Linked DNA regions of Homo sapiens: region 2 is linked to region 1. Evidence: chromatin contacts called from ENCODE Hi-C data. All regions are on one chromosome and are shown on one strand. The core of a region is the stretch at or near the end of the contact, and the rest is flanking DNA. Distances in the headings are between cores, read along the strand shown.

The links. A loop is a pair of places that touch in the nucleus more often than their neighbours do. Pooled maps may share reads with other maps.
Region 2: a loop to region 1 is called in a map of CD4-positive, alpha-beta memory T cell, with 8 times the contacts of the local background. The contact joins the promoter of SMYD2 here to the promoter of INTS7 in region 1. A Hi-C loop is called at or near these places in 2 of 168 maps with a recorded cell type or tissue (CD4-positive, alpha-beta memory T cell and naive thymus-derived CD4-positive, alpha-beta T cell) and 8 of 50 pooled maps.

Annotation. Positions count from the first base shown.
Region 1 is chr1:212,033,152-212,038,772 of GRCh38, forward strand. INTS7 (integrator complex subunit 7) reads right to left here and starts at 2,406. Exons shown (of 20, transcript NM_015434.4): 1 at 2,193-2,406. The coding sequence starts at 2,286. It overlaps DTL (denticleless E3 ubiquitin protein ligase adapter), which reads left to right and starts at 2,597. Exons shown (of 15, transcript NM_016448.4): 1 at 2,597-2,791. The coding sequence starts at 2,740. RefSeq lists enhancers at 2,257-2,466, 2,345-2,881, 2,627-2,866, 2,882-3,416.
Region 2 is chr1:214,279,485-214,284,499 of GRCh38, forward strand. It overlaps SMYD2 (SET and MYND domain containing 2), which reads left to right and starts at 1,675. Exons shown (of 12, transcript NM_020197.3): 1 at 1,675-1,943. The coding sequence starts at 1,771. It overlaps LOC124904509 (a long non-coding RNA gene), which reads right to left and starts at 1,552. Exons shown (of 2, transcript XR_007066876.1): 1 at 1-1,552. RefSeq lists an enhancer at 630-1,195 and silencers at 1,475-1,764, 1,785-1,904, 1,935-2,094.

The sequences.
Region 1 (5,621 bases), core at 1,156-3,655:
GGGGAGATATTTCAGAAACAGTATTCCTTGGAGTTTGGGAACGAAAAAAAGAGTTGGAACTTGTAGCCTTCTGACCTTTAGCTCACAAAACAGAAATACTTTAACAGGTACAAGATGAAATGACTCAATATTTAAAATACTCAACTATATTCTACACGAAACTGGCTATTTCTATAACTTAATTTCCTAACAGCTTTAAAAGTTACTACAGATGAGATGAAAAAGAACAAGTCATCTTTCTGAGCCTGAGATTCACCTGTAAAACACTCACGCCAGGCATTGCTGGGAGGAGTGCAAATGATCACTTACTCTGTGTCTAAGATTGACACCTGATTTCTTTCCTATAGATATAAAATATTTTCATTTCAACTCTTCTTTAAAAAGGAAAAATTGTGGTTTTTTTCTTACAACTGCAAAATTTGAGGAATTAAACCATTCTAGACTCCTCTTCAGTGCCCCATCTTTATCCCTGTTCCACAACCACTATCCTATTGTCAGCATGAGACAAGCTCAGCTGCACCAGAATGGTAGAAAATGTCCTTAGAACTCGTAGGGATATTAGATATTATCCTGACCTGTAACTTTCACTGAGGAATAAGAAAGAAATGTATCAGAATGAGGAGGAAAGTGTTTGAAAAACACATTTAAGGCCGGGCGCGGTGGCTCATGCCTGTAAATCCCAGCACTTTGGAAGGCCGAGGCGGACGGATCACCTGAGGTCAGGAGTTGGAGACCAGCCTGGCCAACATGGTGAAACCCCGTCTATACTAAAAATACAAAAATTAGCCGGGCGTGGTGGCGGGCGCCTGTAATTCCAGCTACTCGGGAGGCTGAGGCAGGAGAACCGTTTGAACTCGGGAGGCGGAGGTTGCAGTGAGCCGAGATGGCGCCACTGCACTCTAGCCTGGGCAACAGAGCAACACTCTGTCTCCAAAAAAAAAGAGAAAAACACATTTAGTATTATACTTTTTTTTTTCAGAGGAGAAAACCCCTAAAGATTTGGTAAGAGAAGGAAAAGTTCAACATAATTTTCTTGGTTGATGGGGGTGCACTAAAGATACTGAGACTCAACCAAAGGAATATCCCATTAGGGGGCTGTGAAATTTTTGTGTTTATCAAAATAAGGTAAAAGCTTTTTTAAGAGCCTGAGAAACTCTTATTTAGACTAACCCACTAAAAATATTCACAGTTTAAAAAATAAACAGAAAAAGAGTCCCAAAAAAGTTAATAGACATGTCCAACTCAGAAAACTGGGAAGTGGCTCAAACCCTTCTGAGTTCTAGTCCAGTTCTCCAACATTATATATTGGCTACGATTAATCAAGATTTAATTGTATACCAGCTGCCGAAATGTTTCCCGTACAATAAAAATCCTCAATATGAAATAAAGGTTTCATATTACTAGTCGAGTTCTTTACTAACAAATTTCCGACCTTGCCTCCCATATCCACATCTAAGAAGGGAGGTATATCTCTTCAGCATTTACTAAATGCTTCTTTTGCATACCATTAAGTCACTTAATACAATTCTGCCGGCTCAATGGTACTGTACCCACTTTGCAGACGACAAGCCGAGGCTAGATGAAGTTAATCATAAAATCAGCGGCATTGAAACTTAACTCAGTGTAACCCCAAAGCTCCCTCTACACCAAGCTGCTCCCTGTACGGCAACAGAACTCCTGGAACTTGTCCGCAGAGAATGAGCAGGGCCCTTGCTTTTTTATGGTCTTGGCCAGGTTTAGCCTGCCTTGTAACCCGCAGGTAACAGAGCTATGGAAATCAAATGAATCGCTGTCAAGTCGGTGCAAGATTACTATTCAGCACATTTCATGAAGACCTGGTCTCAACTGAACAGACTGAAAACCAATTTCACAATTTCTTTGCAGTGTCTCTTAGAAACTAGCCACTGTCACTGCTTAGAAAATCGGGGGACTGCTCCCTCAAGTGGTCAAAACGGGCCTCTCACTAGAGCTCGCTACTTGTTTAGCCGGTATAAGGCCAGTCACACAATCCTGCAAATTTCCCGCAACCTCCCGAAGGGGTCAAAGCCCACGCCCCAGCAAAAGCACAGGCGCTCCCCGCCCAGCGAAGACATGCGCATGCGCCTATCCGTCTTCTCCCAAAGCAACCACCACCTGGTGGCGCCACTTCCCCCCACGCCTGTTTCACCCATTCAGCCCTCTCTTTCGAATACCTTTGTCCAATTCCATAAGGGCAGAGTTGGCATCCAGTTCCTGTTCGCCATAGCCGGCATCTGCCAGGAAAGACTTAGTTGAGTTTGACGCCATGACCCGAATAGTTACTCGACTAGCCTAGTCAGAAAGCTTGCAAACTCTACCCCAGGACCGCCATCTTCCCCCGCCGCCTTCTTGCTGGTTTTTCTTCCGCGCGCTGTCAAGCCCTGTTACGCATGCGCCCTGGTCACCCCGCGGTTTGTCCGCGCCTCTGCTACCCCCTGCGCAGGCGCTCAAGGAGCTCTTGGACTCCAGGTTCCCGCGGCTGGGAGAAAAGGAGGCGGGGATCCGAAGGGGGAAATGACTCTGAGGCGCCCGGACGTCGCTCGGAAGCCAATCAGAGAGCGTGACGTCAGTTTGGCGCGGAGTTTGGCGGCCGGGGCTTACAGTGGCGGGAGTTGGAGGCGATAACGATTTGTGTTGTGAGAGGCGCAAGCTGCGATTTCTGCTGAACTTGGAGGCATTTCTACGACTTTTCTCTCAGCTGAGGCTTTTCCTCCGACCCTGATGCTCTTCAATTCGGTGCTCCGCCAGCCCCAGCTTGGCGTCCTGAGAAATGGTGAGTAACGGTCCCAACCGCTGCTCGGAGCTGGCGGAATTCATTTCCCCCGAAACACACGCCACCTCCGACCAGGGCCGACTCCAATTCTGAACTCAGCTTCTGAGTTCTCCCATGGCAAGGGTAAATTAGTGTTAGCAGGGACTACTAAAGAAAGCTGTACTTTCATCCCCTCGGGACACTTGTAATCGTAATCGGGCTTTTAAAATCGTAACGTAGGCAGGGACGTCGAAATAACTGCCTTCCAAGGCCCCTTACAGCTTACATCTCCATTGCGCGTTAACGGGAAAATGCATGCATTTGTGTGTATATGTTTCCTTCAACGGTTATTTGAGATGCTCAAAACTCCTAATCATTGATTAATTCATTCGTTTGTTGTAGAATCTTAGTGAGCCCAGCTATGTGCTATAGGTATATACCAGTGAATATGACCCGCTGTTAAGGAACTCAGTCAAGCAGAGAAGACAGGATATCTGCTTCTAACAGGAACAAAATCTTATTTTCCCCGTTTACTACACGGTCATAAAAATTTAAATTATAGAGTGAAAGATGCCTGTAACCACATCCGCCAGAGATGACCCCTGTTAATAGATTGAAGTATATTATTCCAGATGTTTTCGACGCTAGAGGTAATACCTATTATTTTCAGAAATCGGATCAAAACGTCCAGTTTTTTCACTTTAATGGTATAAGTTGAACGTATTCCCATGTTAATACGTAGAAATCTAACTTATTTTCTTACGCTAAAACATTGGCAATAAGAGATTTGAGGTTAGATTTGGATGTCATCAACTTAAACTTTTTGGTAAGTTTCAGATAAGGGAGCTAACTACCCAGATTAACCTTGGACAGAAATAAAATCTCACTCATGTGAAGGTCGACTATAGCCAGAGGTTCTTTTTCCCCTTGAAACTATGTGGAAAACGAACCTGAGAAGGGAATTTTTATATTCAGCGATGAGTCTAGGAAAATAATATTGAGAAAGAGACTGAGAAGTAGTCCCTCAACTTCCTGCTAGCAGTCTGAAACTTTATACCATCCTTATTTATTTCCCTCTTAGATAATCTTTGTAATTATACTTAAATGCTCCTCTTTCTGTCTCTCCTGGGACCTTGTTTGAGTAACTTCTTTGTCCTCTGTTTAAGAGTGACAGTACGCACAGTGGCTAAGAACTCTGTCTTTGAAGTTAAACTGCCTGGGTTTTATTATACTTCCACACCTTACTATATGTGTGTTCTGGGGGAGCTGTTCAGCCTCTATTTTGTGACAGATTTTCTCCTAATTCTCCATGTGTTTACCTTTCCCTTCCCTCTTTCCTATTCTCAAGTACTCATTCGTTGTTACATAATAGTCACTGAAATTCATTCGTTATTATATGAAATCTATAGAATCATCTCCTTTCCTCTTCAGTGTTGGTGTTCCATCCTTGACCCCTTTTCTTCTTCTACCTACTCCTTTGGATGATCACAGCCACAACCAGGGCTTCTTCCACTTCTACATACATACAACCTTCTGTTACTTATATAGTAAGTCCTCACTTAATGTCTAGATAGGCTCTTGGAAACTGTGACTTTAGGGAAAACAGTGTATAACTAAACTAACTCTACCATAGGCTACTTGATATAAATAAGAATTGTTTCAGTGGCATATTTTGGTCACACAAACACCACCGAACTTCTAAAGAAAGACTCAAAGTACTTTTAATATTAAATGTTGAAATAATTGTGTGCTATACATATATTTGAGAAAGATTAATAAAAACAGGTGAGATAATTATCCAAGTTTTGGTGTATCAGCGAGTGACCTCGGTCATAGTGGTGGTGGGCTAAATCAAGGAATAAATGTTTGCAAAGTGAAAATTGGAAGGAGCACCTCCTACCACCACCCAGGTCAAAAACAATCACAAATATGGCAGCTCACTGAGCCCTTTCATACCAAATCGTTTATTGTCATTCATTTGTATGATTATTGTAAAGTTTACCCATTTTTATTTTACAATGATTTGTATTCATTCATTTTCTGACACACTTATTCCAGCTCAGGGCTGTGGGTGCCCGGAGCCTATCCTGGCAGCTCATGGTACAAGGTGGAAACCAGCTCTAGACCAGACACTATTTCATCACAGGAAGCACTCACACACACTCATTGTCTACTGGGACCATGTAGACACACCAGTGAACCTAACATACACATCTTTGGCATGTGGGAGGAAACCAGAGTACCTGGAGAAAACCCCTATGAACATGGGAAGAGCATGTACAAACTCCACACGGCCAATGGCCTCAAACAGGAATTGATTTTTTCCTCATGAACAGTATAACGAAATGACATTGTACAAAATTATGTTATTGGAAGACTTCCTGTACCTGAGATTCATTTCTATAAAAGCTGTGTGGGTTGATTAGCACCTAGACGGTCAATCCCACAAGCATCTCAAACTCAAATACCCAAAACTGAACTCAGCTTTTCCCCCAAACCTGCAATATTACCAATTTTAGAGAGTGGCCTCATTATTTAAACCTGCCAGAAACCTGAGTAAATTAAAGACTTCTTCATCTTCCTCACAGTTACACATTCAAAACATTTCGTTAAAATCTCTTGAATCCATCCTCTCTTCTTTATCTGTTATGATTATGCATCTTTACTGTATGCTGGATGTGTTCTATTTTTACTATTCCATTTCCCTAGGTTGGGCCCTAATGCCTTCTTGTCTGGATTGTAAGAAGTCTCCCAGATGGCCTCCTAGTTTGTCTGTCTTCGGTTTATTCTCCACATTGCTGCTAATGATCCTTCTAAAATGGAAATCTGATTACTCTTCTGTGTATTTTTA
Region 2 (5,015 bases), core at 425-2,924, 2.2 Mb after region 1:
ACCTGGCTAATTTTGTATTTTTAGTAGAGATGAGGTTTCTCCATGTTGGTCAGGCTGGTCTTGAACTCTCGACCTCAGGTGATCCGCCTACCTCGGCCTCCCAAAGTGCTGGGATTACAGGCGTGAGCCACCACAGCCGGCTGATGTCCATCTTTCTATCCCAGTTGCTGGCCATAGTCAGTCGAAGTTTCTTAAAATGCATAAATGAAAATACTATCATAACTTCCTTTACTTGAAGACGGGTTAGAGGCTTATTTAGTTTGCCACTAATAAGGGCTTTTTTGTTTTCTTTTGAGACAAGGTCCTGCTCTGTCACCCAGGCTGGAGTATAATGGAGTCACCACAGCTCACTGCAACCTTGACTTCCCAGGCTCAAGCTATCCTCCCACCTCAGCACCACTTGAGAGGTGGTTAATTTCCCATAGAGACGGGGTCTTTATGTTGCCCAAGCTGGTCTCCAACTCTCCAATTCCTGGGCTCAAATGATCCTCCCACCTTGGCCTCCCACAGTGTTGGGATTACAGGGCTGAGCCACCACACCCAGCTGATAAAGACATTTTACTGAAATGCCAAAAATTCCACTGATTTTACATCTCCAATCATATTAATCCTTTCCCTTTGCTCAACCAGTCCTGAACTTACACAGGTAACTGTTTGAGGTCCTATTTTGAAGTAGTGGTTTCTGCTAAATGATCTCGTCACAATTTTAGTCTTTACTGCATGTACATCAATTCCAGTCTTTACATAATCATGTGGAACACGGATTATATTTTCCTTTCTCATATGAAAAGTAATAGCGTGCATGTGTATAGGATTTACGTTTCAGGCTTTGTGGGCTTTAAATCCTTTGACTCCTAACCCAAGTGACTTTTCTAAGATCACAGTTCGTGGGTGGTCAAGCATATTAAAACTACTGCAAACTCTAGCGCAGTGTCCTGGACACTGGCCACAGCATCGCATTATCCCCCAACAGCCTAAATTCCTTGAAGGCAAGGTTCTCTCTGGCTTCCTCTGCAACGTTCGCAGCATGCCTCAGAGACTCGGTGAGCTGGGCCGGCCAATGCATTTCCTCTTCCGTCCATGTAATTCCACTAGAGGAGCAGAGGGCAAACTACGTTCCCATTAAAGCCACAAGGTTTAAAAACCTCTAACCTTGGAAAAGCACACTTCAACCCTCTGCACACCAAACTTCTCTACTGTGGTTTCCCCTCTGCCGCTTTCTCCTTGGCGTTCCCCGATCACTGCCTCTAGGGTCTTTACAAGGGACAGCGAACGTAAGGTTTCGGAGCTGGCTTCGCCCCCTTCTATTTACCGGGGGCTGGTCATCCTTCGGGCCAGGCTGACTGTCTAGGGGTGGCCCTCGGATACCTGGTCCCCGCAGGTGACCCCCCTCCCTCCCACCGAGGAGGAGGGCGCGTCCCGCTCGCTCCGTGGAGACGCCGCGGAGGCGCACACGCCTCACGCCTCCTCGCAGAAGCCACAGGGGCTGCGGCTCTTTGTCGCGGCCACACCGGAAACGGCCCGGAGCGCGCGCGGGGCGGCCGCCGAGGGTCGCGGCGCTAGGCGGGGCCGCCGGGCCCGTCCCCCTCCCCGCGGGGGCGCGCGAGGCCCGGGCGGGGCCGCCCTCCCTTCCGGGGAGCGGGGAGCCGCCGCCGCGTCCGCCGGGCGGCTCCCACCCCGCCCCCCGCAGCTCTAGGTGACGCGTCTCCAATAACAGCTCGCCGGGAGCCGCAGCTCGGGCACAGCCGGCGGCCGCGCCCCGCCGCCACCATGAGGGCCGAGGGCCTCGGCGGCCTGGAGCGCTTCTGCAGCCCGGGCAAAGGCCGGGGGCTGCGGGCTCTGCAGCCCTTCCAGGTGGGGGACTTGCTGTTCTCCTGCCCGGCCTATGCCTACGTGCTCACGGTCAACGAGCGGGGCAACCACTGCGAGTACTGCTTCACCAGGTAGGGCGGCGGCGGCGGCGGCGGCGGGCGGGAGCCGGGGGCGCCGAGCGGGAGGCTTGGACGGCGGCGCCAGGAAGTGCGTGCGGCTCGCGGGGTCCTAGCGCCGGCCCTTGGGGCGGGGTGGGGGGCGGGGAGGGGAGGAGGCCCCGCGCTGCGGCCCCGCGCTGCAGCCCCACGCCAGGCGCCACGTGCGAGAGGAAACAGGACCGGTGCCCCGCTGCACGCCCTGCACTGCACGTTTTCAGAGTTGCTCACGCTGGATGCGCAAACCCGGGCGTGCAGGTTCCTGCCCTCAAATGTGGGCTCCGAGCCAGGCTTGTTCCAAGCCTGGGCACTCACTGCCCTCCCGGTGCATTGGCAGCGGAGCCCCAAATTTGGGCAGCCACGGGCTGTCACCTTTAACTTATGCTTCCTGCGGTGTGTTCTGTTACCCACAGTCCAGCCCTGCCTCAGATTGGCCGTTTCTTCCAAGGAATTTAATGACTTAGTATATGTCTTGTAAAGTACGCTTACATGTTAAAGTACGCTTACATGGGTGTTTGGAGGGACGCCAGTGGGCACTGACCACACCCCCTGGATTCTGAGGTGCTGCGACGATGAGTTGCAGTGTCCAGTTTCGGTTTGGGATTAGGAAAACATGGTCGCAGGAAGGGATTGGGCAAGATGTGTGGTTGCTAATGGTATTTAATTGTAAGATACCATATGTATATATGTGTCTGTGTTTGTATATATGATGCATATACATTTGCACACACCAACACATAATTATATCCTCAACTCTTATGAGAGTTTCAGAGCTTAAAGGCACATTAGAAATCACCAATTCAGTCTTGTCTTTCACTTAATGGATGAGAAAACTAAAGCCCAGAGAGAAAGTGGAGTTACCTTTATCCATTCACACCAGTAGTGAAGGGAGTGAAATCTGGCCTTATTCACTTCTGCCTATTTCTCACTGGTTAGGTGCTCAGTAAATTTACTAAGGCAGGAGGCATGGCATTGGGGTTAAGTTTATATCAGGCCTTCCAGTACTCTGAGTAGAGACCATGATTTGCTTTCTTTGAACCTCAGTTTCTTCATCTTTGAAATGGAGATTCCTGGGCTGGATTAAGCTGACCTGCGGTCCTGCAGGGACCTTTTGAGTACAGGTCTCAAGTCCAGCATACTCAATCTCTCAGACCTGTGTGCCTCATTCTACAATAAGACGTAGCAAAAGAAGGGACAAAGGCTAAATATTGTAGTAATCTTGCCCAGACTCCCTGCCAGAACTGTCTTCCGCTTGGGGGGACCTGGAAAGGAACTAGACACGGAATCATGCCGTGGGCAGCTTAAGGGCTGTATGTGATGTGGCTCTTTGAATTGGTGAGCCAAGAGCTAAAGGGTCATGGCACCACTTTGCAACGTTTGAGTGAAGTGAGCATTGGGTTTTCCCAAAGTTAAAAAGGCTGCTGTGACTGGTCCCTTGATCTTCTGAGCCTTGCTGTGGCTCGGAGTCTGCAGCAGCGTGGGTGTCTGCAGTGGCAGGAGCAAAGCAGGTCAGGCAGCACAGAAGGAGCCTCCATCAGGGATCCTGGCAATTCCTGGAAGCCATCGCCTAAGACCATGGATGCCAGGCACATAGTAGGTGCTTACTTTATATGGGTAGTTGCCAGCCCTGGCCCCCAGTGAATGAAAGATCAAATCCCTCTGGATTTAGAAGGGATGAGAAGAACTGAGAGATGCTTCTCTTTAGCTTTAAGTCTCCTAATTGTATCTACTACGCATACCCCCAACCTTAGAACATTAATGGATGGTCAGATGCAAGTTCACAAAGCATTCAGCCTGGATTATTCTGCCATATGTGACAGTTTGCTGCCTCTTTTGTTGTTAAATTTTTCTGATTGACATTTATTAGTGTTACTCACTGTTGCCTTGGGTCCCTCACCAGGGCTGCAACTTGCAATGGGGTGTTATTACAACTTGCAAACCACTTCTCTGTTTGATTTCCCTGACCTTATGTCAATACCCGTAGTTTATTTCCTCTCTCTCCCCAAAGAATTATTTGAAGTCAATTAAAATAATACAAAAGAAATAATATCCATGATACTTATGCAATTAGAAATATCCTTGTACCCTACTTCATGATTTCTATTAAATCTGAATCATTTACTATTAGTGGTTAGGTCATCTGATAGATTCAGCATCAGTTCCTCTGTCAGCAATTTGTATATGACTTAGGACAAATCAGTCTGTCCAGATGTATGAGGGGAACGTGTATTTTCCTCCATAGGGCCTCAAAGTATAGGAGTAGAATTCTGGAAATGTTCATACTTACAGGTCAAAATCTGCTGCCTGCCCCAGCTCCACACACCCAAAAGAAAGCTACCCCTTATCCTTTCTTTTGCCAGAAGTTTAACATAAACAATACTGCTTAAGATAAATGAATGACCCAAGAATTTCCATGTCATACTAATTGTATCAGGATCTAACTTTTTTTGAAGAAAAGAAAAGTGATTTCTTTAGGTAGGAATAAGTATATGCTATAAATTGAGAAATAATGGAAAATGTCTTAAGTCTCAACAGAATGGGATTCTTACGGTCAGGGCAATTCAGACAAAGGTTTGCTTTGGGGAATTTTTAATTTGTATCACATTTCTCAGTCTGGTGGGTGCCATTGGAGAACATGCGTATCTTGCCTGAACTGCTAGAAGGCAGCTCCTAATAATATTATATAAAGTTTTTCCACTTGGAAGCTGTCCCTATCAGACTTCTCAGATACACTTTATACACACATACACACATAAATGCACACATACACATTTTGGCCATTTATCACCATTTTTTGGTGTGGTTTTTTTTTTTTTTTTTTTTTTTGAGACAGAGTTTCGCTCTTGTTGCCCAGGCTGGAGTGCAGTGGCGTGATCTCAGCTCACCACAACCTCCACCTCCCCGGTTCAAGCAATTCCTCTGCCTCAGCCTCCCGAGTAGCTGGGATTACAGGAATGCGTCACCACACCTGGCTAATTTTGTATTTTTAGTAGAGACAGGGTTTCTCCATGTTGGTCAGGCTGGTCTCAAACTCCCGGCCTCCCAAAG